2 separate regions of the Homo sapiens genome follow, and region 2 is linked to region 1. The links are chromatin contacts, found by Hi-C or POLR2A ChIA-PET in ENCODE. All regions are on one chromosome and are shown on one strand. The core of a region is the stretch at or near the end of the contact, and the rest is flanking DNA. Distances in the headings are between cores, read along the strand shown. Region 1 has its middle 230 kb from the start of COL8A1. Region 2 overlaps COL8A1 (collagen type VIII alpha 1 chain).

Region 1 (4,580 bases), core at 584-3,083:
AGATATGGCACAAGTAGATTCCAGTTGGAGAGATACATTCAGTTGAAGCCAAGAGTTCATGATAGGGGATAGAAGAAAGAAAGCTGGAAAATAGATAAAGATGCAGGTCTAGAAGGCTAAATAATTTATCCAATCGAGAGTCATCAAAGATCTTGGAGCAGATAAATACCATGATGATAAATACTGTGTCTAAATATGGAAGTGAAGGGGAGAAAAGGAATTCAATATAACTTTTTGAATATGGATAATGAGAAAAATGGTGTCAGTGACAGAAACAGAGATGTTAGATTGAGAAGTTTTTTCCCCATACCAAACTTATGCATGTTTTCATTTGAGATTCTCTTCATTTTGGATTTAATTAATTGAAAGATGTTCTCCAAACTCTAACCTTAACTAAGTACCATTTAGCCCAGCTACACGATTGACATTCTCACTTGAATTTCTAAAGCACCTATCAATTTTAGTTCTACCTAAGAGAGGTCTTAAATCCCACCCCCTGCCAATTATTCTTTCCGGAGTCTTCCTCGTGTTAGTAGACGTCATCAATCCATCAACAAAAACTCTTGGCTCCATTTAAAAAATATATTTCACATCTGTTTACTTCTTTTCATTTCTACCATTTTTCACCTTGGTCTAAGCCACTGTTATCTCTAGCTTTGATTATTATGAAATCTTGTTCTACTTGAGCTCCTCTATAATTTATAAAAAACTCAGAGTAGTGCTATGAAAATATGAAATGGGTTGTTTAAATCTCCATATCAAAATCTCCAGTAGCCTCCTACTGCATTTAGAACAAAATTCACTCTTTTTCATGGTCCATTAGGTTCTACATGATTGACCCTATTCTTATCTATGACTTCTCCCAGCTTTACCCCATCTCTCTATGCTCTTGCCACATTGCCCTTCTAGAGTAGGTTAAGATATTTCCTTTCTTGAGGCCTTTGCTCCTGTTGATCCCTCATGCTGGAATTCTCTTCCTCCAGGCCTTTGCATAGCTGGTTCCTCTAGTCACTAAGCCTTAGCTCAGAGGTCACCTCCTCACTGACATTCACTTATAAGTAGCCCTTCCTCACTGGCCTCCCCAACACTTTCTATTACAACACTCTGTCTTATTTCATAGCATGCACCACTAATCTTATTTATTCAGTTATTTGATTATCGCTGCCTCCTTATCCCAATGCCATCCCTTGAGAGGGGATCTAGTCTGCATGGTTTAGTCCTCTATGCCTTCAGTAGTGTCTGGCATACAGTCAGCTCTCATTTAATATTTGTTAAATGAGCAAACAAAGTCTCTCTCGTATAAGTCAATATAATTCTAGCTATGAGAAATTCCTGTTCTGTGCTAGTCTTGAGGATGTGAAAATATGAGGGGAAATTAACATTTTTCAGCAAGCACTGCTAGAGATCCAGGAGTTTCCCCCTCACAATGGAAAATTTAAACCATGAAGGAAAATAAATGAAGGTTAAATACTAGAAGATATTTGTGGACAGTTATGCATTCATTCCACAGGCTCTGTAAGCCTGTAAACAATCAGGAGTTTATACCACATCTTAGCTGGTGTTCCGCTGCTTTCTATAGAATGGGAAGAAAATGTAGCTTGTCTATCACAGCAGGACTGGTGGCTTGAAAGGCAGCAGGATTTGTGTTTTCAGGTGTGACAGACTCTCTCACCCTCAGCTCCCAGAGGGCAGAGACCAAGGACCACATAACCACCAAAGCCAATGATCTGACCTCTGGAGGATTGACAGGCTCCAGGATGAGTAATGAGTTAGGCCCGGCAGATTATACAGTGCCCCTGAGATGAAGAAAACAGAACAAGGATGAATGAGTGCCTGTGGGAAAAGAAGTGTATCGGCTCTCACACAACCACCGTGCCCTGCGTGACTGGCTTAAACAGAAATCTGGCAGCAAGAGAGGGAACTAAAGGAAGTTAAAAAAAAATAGCAGGCAATCTCCTCCCTTTTCATTCTTTAACTTTCTGATGAGAGAATAAAATGCTGCTACCAGATGTAGCATGTGCTGGCATTAATTATCTCATTCTTCCATCATCAAGAAAGAATCAATTCATATCATCGTTAGCGTGAGACCACTTCAGAGAAAGCAGGATGTTGCTGTAATTAATCGTTCAAGCTCTGGATTCCACACAGACCTGGACTCAAATTATGGTTGTTATCATTTAGGGCCATGACACCTTTTACAACAGGAACATTTTACTACCACTACATGAGGTTATGTAAGGAAAACATAGACAGTTCATGTGAAATGTTTAATTTAGCACTTGGACCACAGAGCTCTCAATAAATACTAATAAAATATAAAATTACTATTTTATTATCTAATCTATGTTTTTTCTCCCCCGCCCCTCCCATAAAAACCAAGTAGTCTAAATAAACATAAATTGTCTGCACAAGAAAAATCTATCTGATGATGTTCTGAATTTGGAAGAAATTGAGGAACTTCAAAAAGTAATTATTCTATATTTAAAATATGTGTAGTTCTAGCAAGCCATTCCCACCACCATTACCAAGCATAAGCTACAGAATTTAATCATTAAGGGTAATCACCAAGTAGTTAAATAGTGAATGAATAAGTAAAATTTTAGAATTAAATATAAACTTTTATTCCAATGCAACTTACTGTTGTTATTTTCCATTCACAAGTTTGGCAAAAAATAAAAAGCTGAATAATAGCTTTTGATAACAATAATGTATATGGAAATGTGCTTTCTAATACAGTATTGTTGGAGGCATAAATAGATACAAACTATTTGGAGGACAGTTTCTCAATAACTGCCAAACTCTTTAGAAACATTTCCCATTAGATCCAATAATTCCATTTCTAGGAGCTCACCCTAAGAAAATAACAAAAGAGTTTCACAAAGATATATATATGAGTTTCTCATTTTTGGATTGTTTCTAACAATACCTGCTCCCACACACACACACACACACACACACACACACACACACACACACAAAAGCTCAACTGTTAATCATTTGAGACTTGGCTAAATAAATGATAAATATTTTATAGACACTAAAAATGATATGTAGATAAACATTGACATTAAAATGCTTACGAAGGGTTATTTGTTTAAAATTGTTATAAAATAATTTATAGTATAATCTAATTTTTCCTAAAAATAATTATTTTTATGTATAGAACAGAAAAGCACTTGAAAAGATATCCTACAAAATATCAACTCCTGTTATTATTTGGCTATAGGATTATAGTTTACCTTTATTTTCTTTATACTTTGGTGTTTTAAAAACATTTTATGATGTCCAATTATTTTCCATAATAATAAATCTATTTTAAAAACTTAATAGACTATGAAAAAATATTTTATATAGAAGTAGTATCTAGGTCTTAACATTTATAACATATAGGACCTTTAAATTATATTGAGTCTCTTGGGAAGTTTCTGTGGATAAGTTAATATTTTCCTAAACTTAGAAACATGGCAGCAGTTCTTTACTATATGAATCACTGAATAAAAAGAGACTAGAAAGGCATCATGATGACACTAGAAATTACCGTGCTAACATGGTCCGTGGAATCATTTTTCCTTGGAGTACTATCAGCATTTGCTTGTAGCCTCTTGCTTTGTCTTATCAGTAAAATCAATGGTATAGTATTAAATTATTTTTTACCCATTATCACTTGACCAAAATATTGGCTCGACCAAAATAAGGCATTAAAGTATATGCTGCTTCAGCACTTGGTGGGAATGATGCTCCTTGTTTGTTTTCAGTATGTTTGTGAAGCAAAGTCATCTAGTTTTCTGTGACCATTTCTCGTCTCATAAATGTCAAAAATAAATGCCAGTGTCCTGAAAGCATGCAAGTAGAAACCATGATAGTGAGAACATTTTGAAAACCTACAGTTGTAACTACAAGATGTAATTCAAAACAAAAGAAGCAAGAAAAAATAGGATAATTTGCAAATAAATATTTTTAAGACTCAATATTGAAAACCCTTTTCTTCGTTTTTTAAAACCAATGAGAGCTTTAAAAAGTACTGTATTGTTTCCCACTACAACTTACATCATCACTAGCACTTATAGTGTAAAGAACACCTGCCTCTTGCCTGCCCTGGGTATTACTGAGGTTATAGCAGGCACTGAAAGAAAACTCAGATTTTGGCAATAAAAAACATGTTTTACTTGAGTTCTTTTTCTTCTTCCTTCCAAGTCAATGTGTATTTAGCTAATAATTTTGAGACCATTTTGGACTGAATAGAATAACCTTTAAGCCAAATGTACAGCTTATTTCATGGTATGTTTAGAATCAGGTCTATACTGCCAAAGTGAGAAAGAACTTTGGATAAATCTGAGTAGTACAGACAGCTCCTCTGGAAACTTCTAAAATAGGTTTCCTTGTCTGTCTAAAATTACTTGAATTATCAGAAATTGTTCATTTGCACATCTTTGTGTTTCAGAAAACCAACTGAATTTGTTTTTTAAAACCCCCCATTTAGTTGGAATCTGTTGACCGAAATAATACATTGAAAAATATGGTGACACATAGTGGAAGAATCTTCACCACTCAAAACTACTTGAGTTCTCTCTCTGTGACAG
Region 2 (4,495 bases), core at 1,026-3,525, 340 kb after region 1:
TAAGACCAGAGCTCTACTCTCAAAGAGAACACTGATTGATAGGTTTATGAACATGCTTTTGAAAAATGCATACTTATGACTAAATAGAAGGGGAGTCACTATTCATGTTCTAAAGGGTTTCTTTATGTTCCAATAGAAATCTTTATAGTGCTATTCCTGTTTGTTAAAATTTACCTATTGTTCATAAAGCAAAGGTCTTATGTAAAAAAAAATTAAAAAATAAACTACATAGTTTGAATTTCAGAGGTTTGCTTTCCTCCATTATACTCACTTGGAAGAAGAGGTGCTGAAATTACCATAAATATTTTCTAGAACAAGGAGAGATGAAAGCAAACAAACAAAAGGAACCTAAATCAAAATGGCTCTAAGAAAATCACAAAATAATGAAAACTAAAGAGTTTTATAAACTTTTATACAATAATAGTGATAAGTTATCTTTGAAGGTAGAGATTTAAAATTATGCATGAGTTAACTATATATTAATTGTTTAAAGAATATTTCAAAATAGAATGTATAACTTGTTGCCAACTTCTTTTTCTTTTTTTCTTCTTTTTTTTTTTTTTTTTTTTTTTTTGAGACAGATTCTTGCTCTGTTGCCACGGCTGGAGTGCAGTGGCATGATCTTGGCTTACTGCAACCTCCACCTCCTGGGTTCAAGCAATTCTCCTGGCTCAGCCTCCTGAGTAGCTGGAACTACAGGTGCACACCACCACACCTGGCTAATTTTTGTATTTTTAGTAGAGACAGGGTTTCGCCATGTTGGCCAGGCTGGTCTTGAACTCCTGATCTCCAGGAATCCGCCCACCTCAGCCTCCCAAAGTGCTGGGATTACAGGCGTGAGCCACTACACCTGGCCCCAGTTTCCTAATGTTCATGTTTACCTAGAATTAAATAAAAAGAAAATATTAATAGCCAACTCTGGGTGGCAGAATTTTAGACAGTTTTGTGCCCTCATGTATACTCTTTTGTAAATTTTTCAAAAAAACATATATTGCTTTTATAATTGGTAAACAGAAAAAATATTGTAATTGACTCCAAAATCGATAGGTGATAAAGACAAAATTGTCCAGGGGGAGTAAAATGCAAATTTTGCTCTCAATCACAAAATTTTTAAAAAATAATAATAAATGTAATAGGTTCTTCCTTCCAGGTGTTATTGCCCTTTCTTTGATTCAAGATAAAGCAACCTGTAGGCTATTCAACTTCTCTAGACAAGAAAGGTTAAAAATTGGATTGAATTTTCAAGATTTTCTTGAGAAAGCATTTCACCTGCAGCTATGAACATGAGTGTAAAGATCAAAGTTGTAATACGGGCTGGTAAAGCTGAAAGTTGTTATTGTGGCAATCAGAAAAGTAGAGCATCATTAAAGTGTACCTCTTTCACCTTAAAACATAAACTGGCCATCAATCATTTCTAATGGCATCTACTTAAAACTGGCCTTATGATTGGCTCCTAAGTGTGTAAAATGTCAGGTGGAAATACATAAACACATCTTTGAGCTGGATAGAGTCTCAGTGATCCTAAAAAGTGAAATATAGAGCTATTTTAGAGATGCCATTTAAAAATTTATGGAGAGAGATTTGGTCTTATAATTTCTTTCATGAATACTAAAATTTTACTACAAAGAAAATTCAGAAATGAGTTATTTGTGCCATTTAATCATTAAATCATAAATCCACAGACCATTAGAGCTGGAAGGGGCCTTCTAGATTACCTCCTCCAATGCCAATATTTTGCAGATGAGAAAGTAGGAACAGAAAATTTATTTTCTCAGGGTTAAGCATGGTGGCTCACACCTGTAATCCCAGCAATATAGGAGGCCAAAGCGGGCAGATCACCTGAGGTCAGGAGTTTGAGACCAGCCTGGCCAACATGGCGAAACCCTGCCTCTACTACAAATACAAAAATTAGCCAGGTGTGGTGGTGGGTGCCTGTAATCCCAGCTACTTGGGAGGCTGACGCAGGGAGAATTGCTTGAACCAGGCAGGTGGAGGTTGCAGTAAGCTGAGATCGCACCACTGCACTCCAGCTTGGGCAACAGAGTGAGACTGAAAAAAAGAAAAGAAAATTTATCTTCTCAGGAAAAAGTAAAATCACTCAAAAATATCTTAAAGAATCCAGAAACATCTTGAATCTTACTGACGAAAAATTAGGTATTTTGAATCCTACTAGAACTTTAATTATAACTCGAATTTTTAGTTTGGTTGTGGGCAGTCCTACGCAATGAAGGAAAGACGCTAACAGTGACTGTGGAAAGCACATTCACAATGAACACTTATAAAGTTAAAACTAAAAATAAAACAGACCAATGATTTCAGACCAGGTTATTCATTCATTACTCAGCTTCCTTTCTTTAGTGAGTCAAGCAATTGAAATGAGCGTTCTTAGCCACTTTTAAGACACAATTCTTCTATTATCATGAAAAATTGGCTACTTCTAAAGTTGCTGATATGCTGAAGAATAATGGGACATTCATTCTTTGAGTTAAAAAATCCAAATTATTGCCAAAATCCTCCTGATTTAATGCATTTATGAAAATATGCTTATAATAAAATTATATATATTAAGAATATACTCCTCATCCCCTGCAAATAGATACTTACTTTGCATTATGGACATCCTGGAAGAAGTAAACATGAAAGCTCTTTTTCTAAGTTTAATGTTGATCTAAGAAATGGAAAATAGTAACACTTGGTTTTAAGGAAACTAGCACAGTGTGGACATGTTCATTGTCATCTGTAAAGTAGAAATAAGAGTAGACTCTTGCAAAATCATTTAAGAATTAAATCAATAATAGATATAAAATGGTTAGTACAGGGTTTGGTCATAGTTAACATTTAATAAGTCCCAGCTATTAGTAGTAGTGGTAGTAATATTATTATTATTTATAACATGATCACTCTTCTACTACTCCCTTCCCTTCAAGCAAAACTCTTGTGATTCCCCTACACTATTTTATGGCGCCATGTGCTTGTATATTCTGATCCCTCTCCCCAAATGCCCTATCCTGACTTCTATATCTGCTGAACTCCTACTTATCACCCAAGGTCAGCTCCAAAGTTTTTTCCTCTTACCTGCGTTACCTAATCCCTGATTGCACTCACCTATTTCCCATGGTTCTCTGCATATATCCCTCTCCTATCAATTGAGATGAGGACTTTTACTTGATTCTCCCTCACGCCCCCCACATGCCCCCCCACACACACATGCATGTACACATATGCACACACTCTGGACTACAGTGAATTCATCATACTCAATTTTGTATCATCATAGAAATGTCTATTGAAATGAACAAACTCCCGCATAAATAAATGACTTTTTAATTTCATGAGTAGGTATCAGGCTAGAATGTGCACCTAGTGGCCTCAGTTTAGAGGGGGAGAAGGGGAGATGGGTATATGAGGAAAGCTGGGACATGCAACTCACCAGCCCTGGAGCCCGGCTCTGCCACATGCCTACTGCTATGACTTGTGGTAAATCATTTAACTTCCCTGGACCTCAGTTTTCCTTCTCAGCAAAATGGGAGGACTGGGCAAAATGTTATCTGAGGACCCTTCCAGCACCAACCTTTATATATGATGCTATGCACTGGTTTATCTCAATGGTTCTCAAACTTTAGCAGACATCAGAATCATCTGGAAGGCTTATTAAAATACTGGTCAGCAGATCTGATGGGGCCCAAGAACTTGCATTTTTAACAAATTGCCAGATGATGGTGAGGCTACTGGCAGGGGGACCACACTTTAAGAACCACTAACTGATCTTCTTGACACAGGATCCTGACACTGTCCTGTTGTTATCTGGTGAAAGGCACTCCTGATATGATAAGATGCAGGCAAGTAAACCCACACTTCTGTGAGGCTGCCATCACAAGGACTAGGTGCCTATGGGTGAGCCCCAAGGGTGACCACAGAATGAAAGCTTTGCTGACTGGAGTTTTGTTAAAGGCTCACTTTGTGGGAAAGAAACTGCCTGACTTCTCAATGCTATAGGGTATAGAAAACACTGACGCCAGGGTTGGACCCATCAGTTAGTACCGCTGCAGCTGAAGTCACATGGATCACAATTGCCATCTAGTGATGACTTTGAATTACTGCATCAAGAGACTACAGAATGAAATGCTGCTTTTTCATTTAGAAACTGCTTTTTTTTTACACAAAACTATGTTCAAAATGAGATCCCTTAAGGATAAAGTCTAATGTGCTCCGGTCTTATCTACATTTGTATCTCAGTACTATGAAAATAAATACATATATAGTACTTACTATGTGCTAGGCATGGTTCTATGCTTTATATATGTTCAATTATTCACAGCAAACCCATGAGATAATACAAATTTTCCCAGTTTGGAGACAAGAAATAAAACTACAAATGTACAAAGCAATGAAAAGACTTGCTTGAGGTTGCCCAGTCAGTAAAATGGTAGAGCTTGGACTGAACCTAGACAGCTACTGGGAAGATAACTACACTAACCAGTTTCTCTTATATCAA

Evidence for each region. Hi-C counts contacts between places; a loop is a spot of excess contacts on that map. ChIA-PET counts read pairs that join two places held with the same protein, here RNA polymerase II (POLR2A). Pooled maps may share reads with other maps.
Region 2: a loop to region 1 is called in a map of chondrocyte, with 2.2 times the contacts of the local background. The contact joins two enhancer-like sites. A Hi-C loop is called at or near these places in 3 of 168 maps with a recorded cell type or tissue (IMR-90, PC-3 and chondrocyte) and 2 of 50 pooled maps. POLR2A ChIA-PET finds 5 or more read pairs at or near these places in 2 of 52 experiments (Panc1 and activated T-cell).

The regions. Positions count from the first base shown.
Region 1 is chr3:99,409,143-99,413,722 of GRCh38, forward strand. No RefSeq gene overlaps it. Among named protein-coding and RNA genes, the nearest start is that of COL8A1, 230 kb to the right of the region's middle. Within about 2 kb of position 1,834, at least 2 of the 41 ENCODE cell types and tissues checked have a DNase peak (open chromatin) inside an H3K27ac peak, as active enhancers do.
Region 2 is chr3:99,749,501-99,753,995 of GRCh38, forward strand. All of the region lies in intron 2 of COL8A1 (collagen type VIII alpha 1 chain), which reads left to right. Among named protein-coding and RNA genes, the nearest start is that of CMSS1, 66 kb to the right of the region's middle. Within about 2 kb of position 2,276, at least 3 of the 41 ENCODE cell types and tissues checked have a DNase peak (open chromatin) inside an H3K27ac peak, as active enhancers do.